Regions from separate parts of the Homo sapiens genome. Here region 1 is linked to region 2. The links are chromatin contacts, found by Hi-C or POLR2A ChIA-PET in ENCODE. All regions are on one chromosome and are shown on one strand. The core of a region is the stretch at or near the end of the contact, and the rest is flanking DNA. Distances in the headings are between cores, read along the strand shown.

Region 1 (5,674 bases), core at 1,079-3,578, 110 kb before region 2:
TAATATAATAATGGGGAGGAGAAATTGGACAAAACCTACACCAGGGGAGCAAAATCGGTGTTGCCAATGATGGGCAGATGGACATGATGTGTCTCTAGATGTGAAACCGTGAGAAAGACTCAACATCGCTTATGTAGTATTTCAGTCTGGCACATATATCTCCATCTGACCACGTGGAATCATCAGAGGAACCCCAAATGGGGAACATTCTGTATTCTTCAAAGAAGTCAATGCTATAAAAGACAAAGAGAGGCTGCAGAAATGTTCCAGATTAAAAGAGACTAAAGAGACATGAAAACCAAATGCAGTATGTGATCTTATACTATATCCTGTACAGGAGAGGGGAAGAATCTATAAAAGACATTATTGGGTCAACTGACAACACTGGAATGCAGATGTTAGATTTCATTAACATATTGTATTACAATTAAAGGTACTGAAGTGGCTAACTGTACTGAGGTTTTGTCATAGAATATTCTTAGTAATAAAAACATGCTGAAGGTTTTAGGGGTAGAGCGCTATGATAATATAATGCAACTTACTCGAAAATGGCTCAAAAATATTATATGTGTATGTTTTATGTGTGTGATTATTCTTGTGTGTAGGGAGAGATAGAGACAGAGGGAGAGGGAAACAGAAGAGAGATAGAGACAGAGGGAGAGAGAAACAGATAGAGGAGGCAAATAATAAAACTGATGAGACTAAACGTTAACATTAGGTGAATCTGAACAAAGGGTACATGAGTATCCCACATAGTATTCTTATTATTGCAACTTGTCCATAAATTTGAAATTATTTTCAAATAGAGGATAATTTTAAATGTTTGAAAAAATCTTAGAAATTAGATGAATCAAATTATATCACTCCCATTTAAAACCCTTTAACAGCTTTCCAGTGCTCTTAGGATCCAATCCAAGCTGCTCTTCCTAACACCTAGAGGATGCATCCCTCGCTACCAGCCCCACCCAATCTTGGCGGATCTCCTCCCACAACCTGCCACACTCATCCTCCATCTGTTTGGAACTCTTTCAGGCTTCAAGGGTTTTCAAATCAGGCTTCAAGGATGGGGGAGGGGGAGGTTGTTTTTACCTACCCAGAATCCATTTTCCCTCTGGTAAAATCCTCCCACCGTGGGTTTCTGCACCCTCAGTGCCAAGCAGGACATGGGGCCTTGGCCATGAGCATGGTGAGGGCATAGCTTAGAATGAAACTACTACACAGGGAAGCAGAGCTGCGAGGTGAAGAGCAGGACCAAATCCTGACCACGTCATTTGAATCTTTGACTCTAGCCCTGGTGGGAATGAAATCTGACCTTTGACTTTTTGCTGCCGTTCCCTCTGCCTGGAAGGCCTTTGCCCTCTCTCTTCATATGACTAACTCTTTTCATCCCTAGGTCCCAGCTTAAATGAAGCCCTCCAAATGCTTTCATGAGCGTCCTACCTAAAGGAGGTCCCCTCTCCAAATGTGTTTTTCTTAGCCCCTTGATTTTTTTATTTTTTTTATTTTTTGGCCTCTTCACACATAACACAATTTGGACCATTTCATTTAGTTTTTATGTTTATTTCTTTTTAAATTGTTCCCCCTATTTGAGTTAAGGCAGGGGTTTATAAGGTGGTTTCAGGCTGCTTTTGTTCCCCAGGGCCTGGGATGTTACCTGATCACATAGCAGACACTCACTATGAATTAAATAAATGAGTACATCTTTTTTCCTCATTACACTAGGTCTTTTAATACTGAAGAATCTACATTGTCCAAGAGAGGAAAAAATATGAATTGGCACATAATATTTAGGCCTAGAAACTATTTTGCTAAATTATAAGATCACTAAGGAATATGTTTTATTGCATTTTGTTTTCTGCTCATCCCAAATATCTTGCATTGTGTCTTATACATAGCATGTGTACAGTAATGGGAATTTTTGCCCCCAGTTATTATGCCATTTAAGCCCCTAAGGAGCCAGGCAATACTGAACCAATAACAGTATGAAAAGCTTAGATCTTCTTTTCAGAACTTACTGTTCGAATCCAGTGGGGCCAGGTTGACTTTCAGAGAAGGGCATTTTCCAGGCAAGTGGATTAGGGCTTTGTAAATATTTGTTGAATGAATCATAAGTCACTTTAGCTAAACAAATTCTGGAAAGAGAGGAAGGGAGGGAGGGAAGGAGAGAATCTAAAAGCCTTAGTCATTGAGCCCAGATAAGTCGAACTCATCTGCAACCCCATAATTAGCTGTGATGATAGCCGTGCTTTCAACATTTCAATTTCCAGGTCTTATGAATCAATTTTCAATAATCTATGAAAAAATTACTTAGGCCTCTTCTTCCCATTTTCCTTAATCCCCTCATGAGGCTGGCCACAGAGCTGAGTCATGGGTTGGGTAGAAAGGTCAGGTGTTGCAAAGCTGAAACTATGAGATTTAAGGCAGAGCATATGATGTGAGTCCCCATTGGTTGTGGTCAAGTCATGTAACCTAACAAGCATCTGTTTCCTCATCTATAAAGTAAGAATTCATAAGAACACCCAAGCTATGTACCTCAAAAACTGTTTCTATAAATCTAATCATATAATACACTAGTAAAAGTATTTTATGAGTTGTACAAATATCAAAATTCAGTTATGAAACAATCTGTTATTTTTATTATTACTGATACAAAACCATGCTCAGATAGTTTTAGGATTCCCTAGTTATTTCCATTTACCACAAAGATGAAATCTTTCTAATTGTATAATTTGTATAGGCACCTATGAGCTGTTTAAAAAATAAATGTTGTCCAACCACCTGTGATAAAAATGTCTGCGGAAAAGACTTCCAGATATTCATTAGCCCTAAATTGAACTTCAGTTTGTTTGGCTTTCTTTTTTATAATATTTTCTTAAAACATGTGGTCTCTTAAAATTTTTATCATGCAGAGAATCATGAAAAAATGATATATGAGGTATCTAGACAACACAGCATAGATTGTCCCTTTGAATGGCAGAGAGAGTCGGCAGTTTCTTTTAAGTCCCCATTGTCTAATCTTAGGCACAACCCAAATTAGAGTTGTGGGTTGCAAAGGATTCTCAGAAAAGGGTGTGTTCCCCAGCCTCCTAACCAACCATAGTAGATCCAAGAGGAAAGTACTTTTTGGTGGGAAGGTACTAAAAGGAATGAGCCTCGTACTAGTCCAGCTTGTTTCCCAACCTCAGCAACATGGAAAAGAGCCACGGGAGTGATACACAATAAACACATACACTCACACAAATATTATTTAGCCTTGAAAAAGAAGGAAATCCTACCATTTACAACAATATGGATGAACTTGGAGGATAATATGCTAAGTGAAATAAGACAGACACAGAGAGACAAATGTTGCATGATCTCACCTATATGAGGAATCTAAAATAGTTAAACTCATAGAAGCACAGAGTAGAACAGCAGTTGCCAGGAGTTGGGGGCTGGGGGAAATGGGGAGTTGTGGTCAAAGGATACAAAGTTTCAGTTATGCAAGATGAATAAGCGCTGGAGATCTACTATACAGTATAGAGACTATGGTAAATAATCCTGTATTCTATATTTGAAATCTGCTAAGAGGGTAGATCTTAAGTATTCTGACCATATCAAAAGAAAAGTAGCTTTAGGAGATGATGGATATGTTAACTAGCTTGATTGTGGTTTGGTGATCACTTCACAATGTATGGGTATATCAAAACATCAAATTGTATACCTTAAATATAGATGAATTTATTTGTCAATTATACCCCAATTAAGATGGGGAAAAGAAGAAAAAGAACTCCATTCCCATCCATAGGGAGCATGTGCAGTGTGTAGATTAAGAATTGGGCTTTAGGATTGCTTATTAACTATGTGAGATTGTGACAAGGACAATTTACTTAACCTCTCTGTGCCTTAGTTTCCTTATCTGTAAAATGGAAATAATAACACAACTCTCAAAAAGATGCTTGGAAGATTTAATAAGGTAAAATGCATACAGAATTAGCAGCATGCCTGAAACATGGTAAGAGTTCAATAAATGTCTGTTACTACTAATGTTACTAATCATAGCAATAAATTTTTTTTATTTTATTCCCTTTCAGATTTGAAGATTACAGAGCCTTAATATTTCCCAAGTTGACAATACAGTAAGGAATGTTCAAGAGTTCTTTCTGAGACATCCTTTTTTGCCTGGAAGTCCACATACCCATCAATGACCTTGATTTTAACATATTGGAATAAAAATTATGTCAAAGTTCCAATAGAATCATTTATCAGAATGCTTTAATTCTGAAAGAAAACCTTCAGTTGCATTATTTCTCTTTTATTAAATAGCAAATAATAACAATTTAAGCCATTAATCCTAGTGAAGGCCAATGAACACTGTTGTTTTGCTACCAGATTTTAAGCTTTTGCAGTTTTGCCTTTAAGTTACTTAAAAGGTCTCATATCTGATTATAGAGAACCACTCCATTAAGTCCTAGACACTAGCTAAGAGCACTAGGCCATTTTCTACCCATGTCCCGAAGGGTATAAAATACCACTTTCTAGGCACGAAAGAGACTCCTTACAAATCAATCTTTCTAATGCTCTTGTGTCATTTTCCCCCATGGGGTCACATCTGATTATCCAGGCCAAAGAATATACCTGATTAAAAGCTGCTTTGAAGGTGAAGCCTAAAATTATTGTTATAAATTTTCAGGGTTACTATAAAGCTGTAAAAACCTTTTGTTTTCACTGTAAAAAGACCATTTTCCCAGTTTTTTATTTGTCGGTACTCTCTTGGCCATAACAAATGGAAAAATTCATGTAATTTCAATTATTTATTCACTCATTTATTAAATTTATTTTTTCAATCATTCATCTTATGTTGATTGGTGTTCTAGACAATGTGTAAGTTTGGGGAATATAAAATTGAACAAGAAGCAGCCCTTATGGATTATATGATGTTCGAGACACATCAACAAATAATTGCAATATAATCTTATACATGCTTAACAAAAATATGTACCAAGTTGTAAGGAAGCTCAGAAGAAGTGATCATTGTTCCTGGAGGAGTTGGAAGAAATTTCACTGAGCAGTGAAATGAAGTTAGTACTCATGACGAGTAGAAGTAGAATTGGGGAACACCATTAATTACAAATTAAATGAGTTAATATATAGAAAAGAATTTAAACTCATGATTGGTACATATTAAAGTGCCATAGAAGTGTTAGCTGACATTAGCATTACCATCACCACCATCATTATGCAGACAATAGGAGTCATTAGAGTGCTTATCAGTACCAATCTCTCTTAAGTGGTGACTGTCTGTGCTGACTTATTATTGTTACCTTCAACAGGTTCAAGTTCCAAAGATTCTGTTTAACAAAAATCCAGCAACATCAAGGTTAGGCATGAATAATAATCACCTAGCCTACTTGAGTGTAGCACATTTTCTTTGTCCAACTAAAATACTGGGCCAAAAGTGAAAAGTTTGTAGTAAGGGAAAAAGGTAGGTGAGATTAAGGCTAAGCTATCCTATGTTTAAATTATAAGTTAAAGAATTAAAGAATGAGTCCCCTAAATTTTCCTAGAACACTGTTAATGTGCTTGGAAGTTTCATCTCTGGATTACTGATGGCGGCAGCAGGGGAATATCAGTTACTGGCAATCCATTAGTCAGCATAAGATAGGTTATGCTGCAAGATCAACAACCATGATCT
Region 2 (5,508 bases), core at 904-3,403:
GGAAGCAAATTAGTAAGGAAATTGACAGCAGCAGGTCAAGTAACAGAAACAGTAAGAGGAAGCATGGGTCTTTGCAAGAATGACTACACTCTCATGCCCCTTTAGCTCATAGTGCAATGTGAAGCTTGGTGTGTATCTTTGATACTTAGATATTCATCTGTGTACCTTGTAAGTCTTAGGTCAGAATTGGATCTGATTGTATAAGAAAAAAAATCTTATGTAAAGTGAGATGTGGACGAAGGAATCAACTTGTGCACTGTGGACTAACTGGAGAAGCAAAAGATAAAATTATTAAAATAATAGCCCAAGAGGAAAGTATAAAATAGGAAGGAAAATAAGTAGGGCCCCTTGTTTGAGATTATCCTTACCATCTGGGTTGTAAAACATTTGATTCTAATTCCAGAAACTTGATACCAGAAATAACTTATTACCAGGGACATATGCTGAAGAATTGTCAGGAATGACAAAGTGTTTACTTGTTTTTAATATCTGTATCACAAAATGATAAAGCTGATAAACCATACAGTGATGTGAAGGAGTGAGTCATAGCTTAATACTTTATGACACATATATTTATGCTGTATCTTTTACACCCCAATTCTTCCCTTTTCACCCTATAAAAGGTCAGAGACCACTGCTGATAAGCAAAGAATCCTTCAAAATCTCTCCTGGCTGGGCGTGGTGGCTCATGCCTGTAATCCTAGCACTTTGGGGCGGGTGGACTGCCTGAGCTCAGGAGTTCAAGACCAGCCTGAGCAACTCGGTGAAACCCTGTCTCTACTAAAATACAAAAATTAGCTGGGTGTGGCGGCGTGCGCCTGTTATCCCACCTACTCAGGAGGCTGAGGCAGGAGAATTACTAGAACCCAGGAGGCGGAGGTTGCAGTGAGCTGAGATTGCGCCACTGCACTCCAGCCTGGGTGACAGAGCGAGACTCTGCCTCTAAAAAATAATAATAAAAAAAAAATCTCTCCTCTCTGGAGGACAGTACTGAACATATGCAGGGTCTTTTCAGTTTATAATCTAATCCGTAGACTGCACAGTGCTAGCAATTCTGTTCACAGTTATCTTTTCACAACAGTCATCTTGGAAGTACTTGATTCTTACCTTGATTTATAATATTTATTGAGCTCACATTACAGATCATTACTGTCCAGTCACATTGATAAAACCATGTCACTTGGAAGCTCCAGTTCACCACTCCTAGCTGTGTGACCTTAAGCAGTTTACTTAATCTTACTAGTTTACTCATCTTTAAAATGGGAATAATAATAGTATCTGTCACATAGCCAATATATTTGAAAGCGGTATTGCAAGGATATAGAACAGCTTGAATGTTAAGCACTTTCAAATACTAAGTGAGGTGATCACTTTTGTAATTCAAATGGAAATAGAATAAATGTCAATGAATTAATGATCTGTATCAGGAGGCAGCATAAAGAATTTGAATTGGAGGGTTTTGGGTAACTGGTAAAATGGTGGTTATCTTTTTTTAAAAGAAAAACCCTCTTTGGGGATTCCTTTGTACAGATGATCTCTTAATTTGCCATCTTTAATCCTCACATTATTAAAGGCTACATTGATTAGAAGGAAATACAGCTTCCTTGTAGGTTTTTAGCTTTTTGGCTTGTTTTTGGGGAGATGGTTGCTGCTATTTGGAGAAAGGGAGAAAGGCAGAAATTTTAACCTTAGTCTGATACCTTTTCTACAAGCTGGCCACCAGGTCCTTTTTAGGTTTTTCTGAAACCTGACCAAGTTTAATTGTCATGGCATAAAAACTTGGTATTGAAGGAGTTAAAGGGTCTCCCACACCCCTTTGCATGAATCGTTCTTTTGTGTACACAGCTGCAGTGGCAGCACGGGTCGGAAAGGAAATGGTTAGAGGAAGAGCTGGTTTTCAGACAAGGCGAGTCTGCGAGGGGGGCTGCAGGGTGGCCTGGGGTTTTACATGCCAGATGTAGGCCTGCCCCGGTGCCTGCCTGGAGCTGCTGGCGTGGTCACGCCGCGACCCTGTGCGAATTGAGGCGAGGTGATGAGTTAGCGGGTTGCCATGGCAACAGGCTGGCCACGTGACCAGGGTGCTGCTGCCGGCGCTCTGACGTCAGCTGCCAGAGGGCGGGGCCGCAGGAGGGCGGGGCGCGAGCGAGAGCTGGGAGAAGGCAGTGAGCGAGCAGGCGGCAGGCACGGTCCGTGCGGAGCAGGCGAGCGAGCGGGAAGACGCAGCCACCTTCCTCACCAGCCAGCCCACAGCGGTTTGTTCCCCTTCTCGGGAGTGCGCCAATGCCTGGGCCGACCCAAACCCTGTCCCCAAATGGCGAGAACAACAACGACATCATCCAGGATAATAACGGGACCATCATTCCTTTCCGGAAGCACACAGTGCGCGGGGAGCGTTCCTACAGGTAATGGGGCTGGCACGAGAGCAGCGCCGGGGACCGCCGTGAGGGCGCGCGGAAATCCAGCCCGTTATATAATGGAGCAGACACTGCCTGCGACCCCTGCTGCAGGCATGCATTTGTGAAGGCGGTTGTGATTATTTGGTATCTGTTTCCATGTGTCATGTTGGGTTTGCATTGAGGCTCCGCGACTGCAGATGGAAAGCATTTTGTGAATAGGTTTGCTGCCTTCGAGGGGTCTCCCTCCATCTCTTTCCTTCCACACTGATAAAAATGCATGCTGTTTTCCCCCGCTGTCCAAAGGGAGACAGGCAGTAGCACTTCCTTTCCTCCTTCCCTTTTAGATTTTAAAGGAGCCATTAGGTAGCAGTGCCAAAAGGCAGAAAACGGGAGGGTGGGGAGAAAAACGTTTGCGCTTAACCTGGAGAGTGTGCAGGAAAGATGGAATCCTCTAGATTAAGCTGCAGTCTGTGATGTTAAACCGCCAGATTGATGGAGCTTTGTAAGAATTCTGCTCGCTGATTGGTGCAGGGATTGACAGCAGAGGTGATAGTGTCAGACATTCACCAAAATTTTCTCCATAGAACCCTAGGTTTATTAGAAAGAGACTGGACTGCAAAGGACTTGAAAAAAACTGGGCGCTGTTATGCATTTTCTAAGGAGTTTATGGCCACCGCTTGGGTGGGGGAGCCTTTCCTTCTTATTTACAGTAGGAAGGTGATTCCTGGTCTTTTGCTGAGGTCTGTTTTGAGGATGGGACTGATCTTGGTCATTGTATTGTGAGCCTTTTGATTAATGAGTTGGCCTGTACGGTTGGCATCATTTTTACATTAACATATCTGGCAATATGTTCCAGTAGATAAGCTCATTAAAATTGTTTGCATTGTTTGATAAGGATAACAATGTAATGGAGAATGCAGCTAGAGTCTTATGCAGCTCAAGGCCAGACTTGAAGGGAGACTGATAGCTTCGGTCATATTTCCTCTGAAGTTCTTTTGTACTGGGGTAGTTATTTTTAAATGTTACCTTGATAAACGCTAACAATGCTTTTGCTTTGAGGCAGAGCACACATACCTCTAAAGCGCATCCTCTCAGCTGATGAGCAACAGGAAATAACTCTTTTTTTCCTTTTTAGAGCCGTCATCTAAACATTCAGATGGTATTATGGGTAGAATATTGTGTGTGTAAATGTTGCATATCACAAAATAGAACCAGAAAGTACCCTACTTCCTTTCTCTTTGGCCAAAGAAATGCAGTATTTGTTGACTCAAAAAAAAAAAAATTATAAGCAACCTTTGCCCTGTCATCTCTGGCAGTTACATAAATACTTGGAGTTAATTTTGGCTGTGCCCATGAGGTCACCAAAATCTCATGCCTTATGGTTCCAACTAATGTGTTGATATGGCATTCTTACAGATTTCAAGTGCTTGTTATTCACTTAATGTAAATCAAAATTCCTCCACAACTTCTGGAGATATCCTTTCAGAGACCCTGTGATTGGAAATTTGGGCCTCTTCTCCTCTTACTCCTCCACCTTTTTCCTCTGTGACCATCCCAAAGCCTAAAAATAGAATTTAAAAACAAAAAACTTGAAGTGATTTTAAATCTCACTAGTTTGAACTTTTTTTGTAGAAAATAAATTTGAAGCCTTCATTTTCTAAATGATTTAATCCCTGCTGTGTAGGTAGCAGTTGCTTTTAAGACAGAATTCGAATTTTACCCCACGGGCCAAAGGAAGTTGCCTGGTTGGGTTTTATTACTCATGTAAACTAACTTGAAACGGCAGTGGAAAATCATTTGACAGAAAGGTTAAATGTTACGTTTTGGTGACAGATTATTGCTTTAAAATGAAATTTTATTTACCTCTTTAATTCAACCCAGGCTATTATTTGCGTTTCCTAAATTATTTGCAGTTTGCTTTCTGAGTCCCTATAATGGCATTCAAAATTATGTAAAAAACAAAACTGAATTTTAATAAAGATCTTACTGAACAAATTCTTAAGTCCCTAAGAGCATCACTGCATTTGTATTTGATATAATAGGATTACTGGATGATATAGCGAGAGGTGTCATAGGCTAAATGAAGAAGGAAGCCTCTCAAATTGCATTTGTCTTGTGTTATACAAAGGGTGCACATGGAGACAGACACATTCGATGTTTTTCTTCTTCTGTTTTTCTTTCAAAGTGGATGTCCAGTGTAATAATTACCACTTATTTTTTTGGAGGGGCATAGGAAAAGGAAAAATGTGACACATTTTTCTATCCAGGAAGCATTCCATCATTATTTTGGCATCCCAAGACTGGAATATTATAGCCATTTAATTGCTGAGGAAACTTGGAAGGCAATTTGAAAGCGAAGAGTAGAGATTTAACCAAATAAAAGTTTTGCCTTGGCTATAGGTTTGGTATGGCCCTCAACAATGAAGATGTGCCTGGAAGTTCTGGGTGGAGTCCCTTATGGTGGGGTTGGGGTTGAGTGAGCCCAGTTCCCTGGCAAGATCAGAGGGAATTCTTTCCCTGGATCCTTTATTGACTTCTAGGTAGGCCCCCGAACAGGTCTTTATCTTAGGCTTTCTTTTCTTTTCTTTTTTTGCGACAGAATTTTGCTCTTGTTGCCCAGGCTGGCATGTAATGGCGCAATCTCTGCTCACTGCAACCTCCGCCTCCCGGGTTCAAGAGATTCTCCTGCCTCAGCCTCACGAGTAGCTGGGATTACAGGCATGCGCCACCACGCCCAGCTAATTTTGTATTTTTAGTAGAGATGGGGTTTCACCATGTTGGTCAGGCTGGTCTGTAACTCCTGGCCTCAAGTGATCCACCTGCCTTGGCCTCCCAAAGTGCTGGGATTACAGGCGTGCCCCACTGCACCCAGCCTTAGGCTTTATTTTCTACCTTTGCCTGTTGTATATAAAAATATCTAGCCCCCGTTGTTAGAGAGATATTGTGAGGCTAAACTCCATATTTAAACCAAGTAATTTCCTAAAAGAGCTATGTAACATAAGAATACTGTTGTTACTGAAAAAGGGCTCTTGCAGGGGCTCTTGGACAAGAACATGTCTCACCTTGCTGGCAGCACAGGTGAGAAGAGGAGGGAACACCTAGAGGATAGGGT

The links. A loop is a pair of places that touch in the nucleus more often than their neighbours do. ChIA-PET counts read pairs that join two places held with the same protein, here RNA polymerase II (POLR2A). Pooled maps may share reads with other maps.
Region 1: a loop to region 2 is called in a pooled map of gastrocnemius medialis, with 10 times the contacts of the local background. The contact joins the enhancer-like site here to the promoter of MAPRE2 in region 2. A Hi-C loop is called at or near these places in 1 of 168 maps with a recorded cell type or tissue (gastrocnemius medialis) and 1 of 50 pooled maps. POLR2A ChIA-PET finds 5 or more read pairs at or near these places in 1 of 52 experiments (AG04450).

What each region holds. Positions count from the first base shown.
Region 1 is chr18:34,927,308-34,932,981 of GRCh38, forward strand. The region is part of intron 2 of LOC105372061 (a long non-coding RNA gene); the gene reads right to left. Among named protein-coding and RNA genes, the nearest start is that of MAPRE2, 110 kb to the right of the region's middle. RefSeq lists an enhancer at 1,958-2,252. Within about 2 kb of position 2,329, at least 4 of the 41 ENCODE cell types and tissues checked have a DNase peak (open chromatin) inside an H3K27ac peak, as active enhancers do.
Region 2 is chr18:35,039,260-35,044,767 of GRCh38, forward strand. It overlaps MAPRE2 (microtubule associated protein RP/EB family member 2), which reads left to right and starts at 2,154. Exons shown (of 7, transcript NM_014268.4): 1 at 2,154-2,402. The coding sequence starts at 2,281. RefSeq lists an enhancer at 2,114-2,263.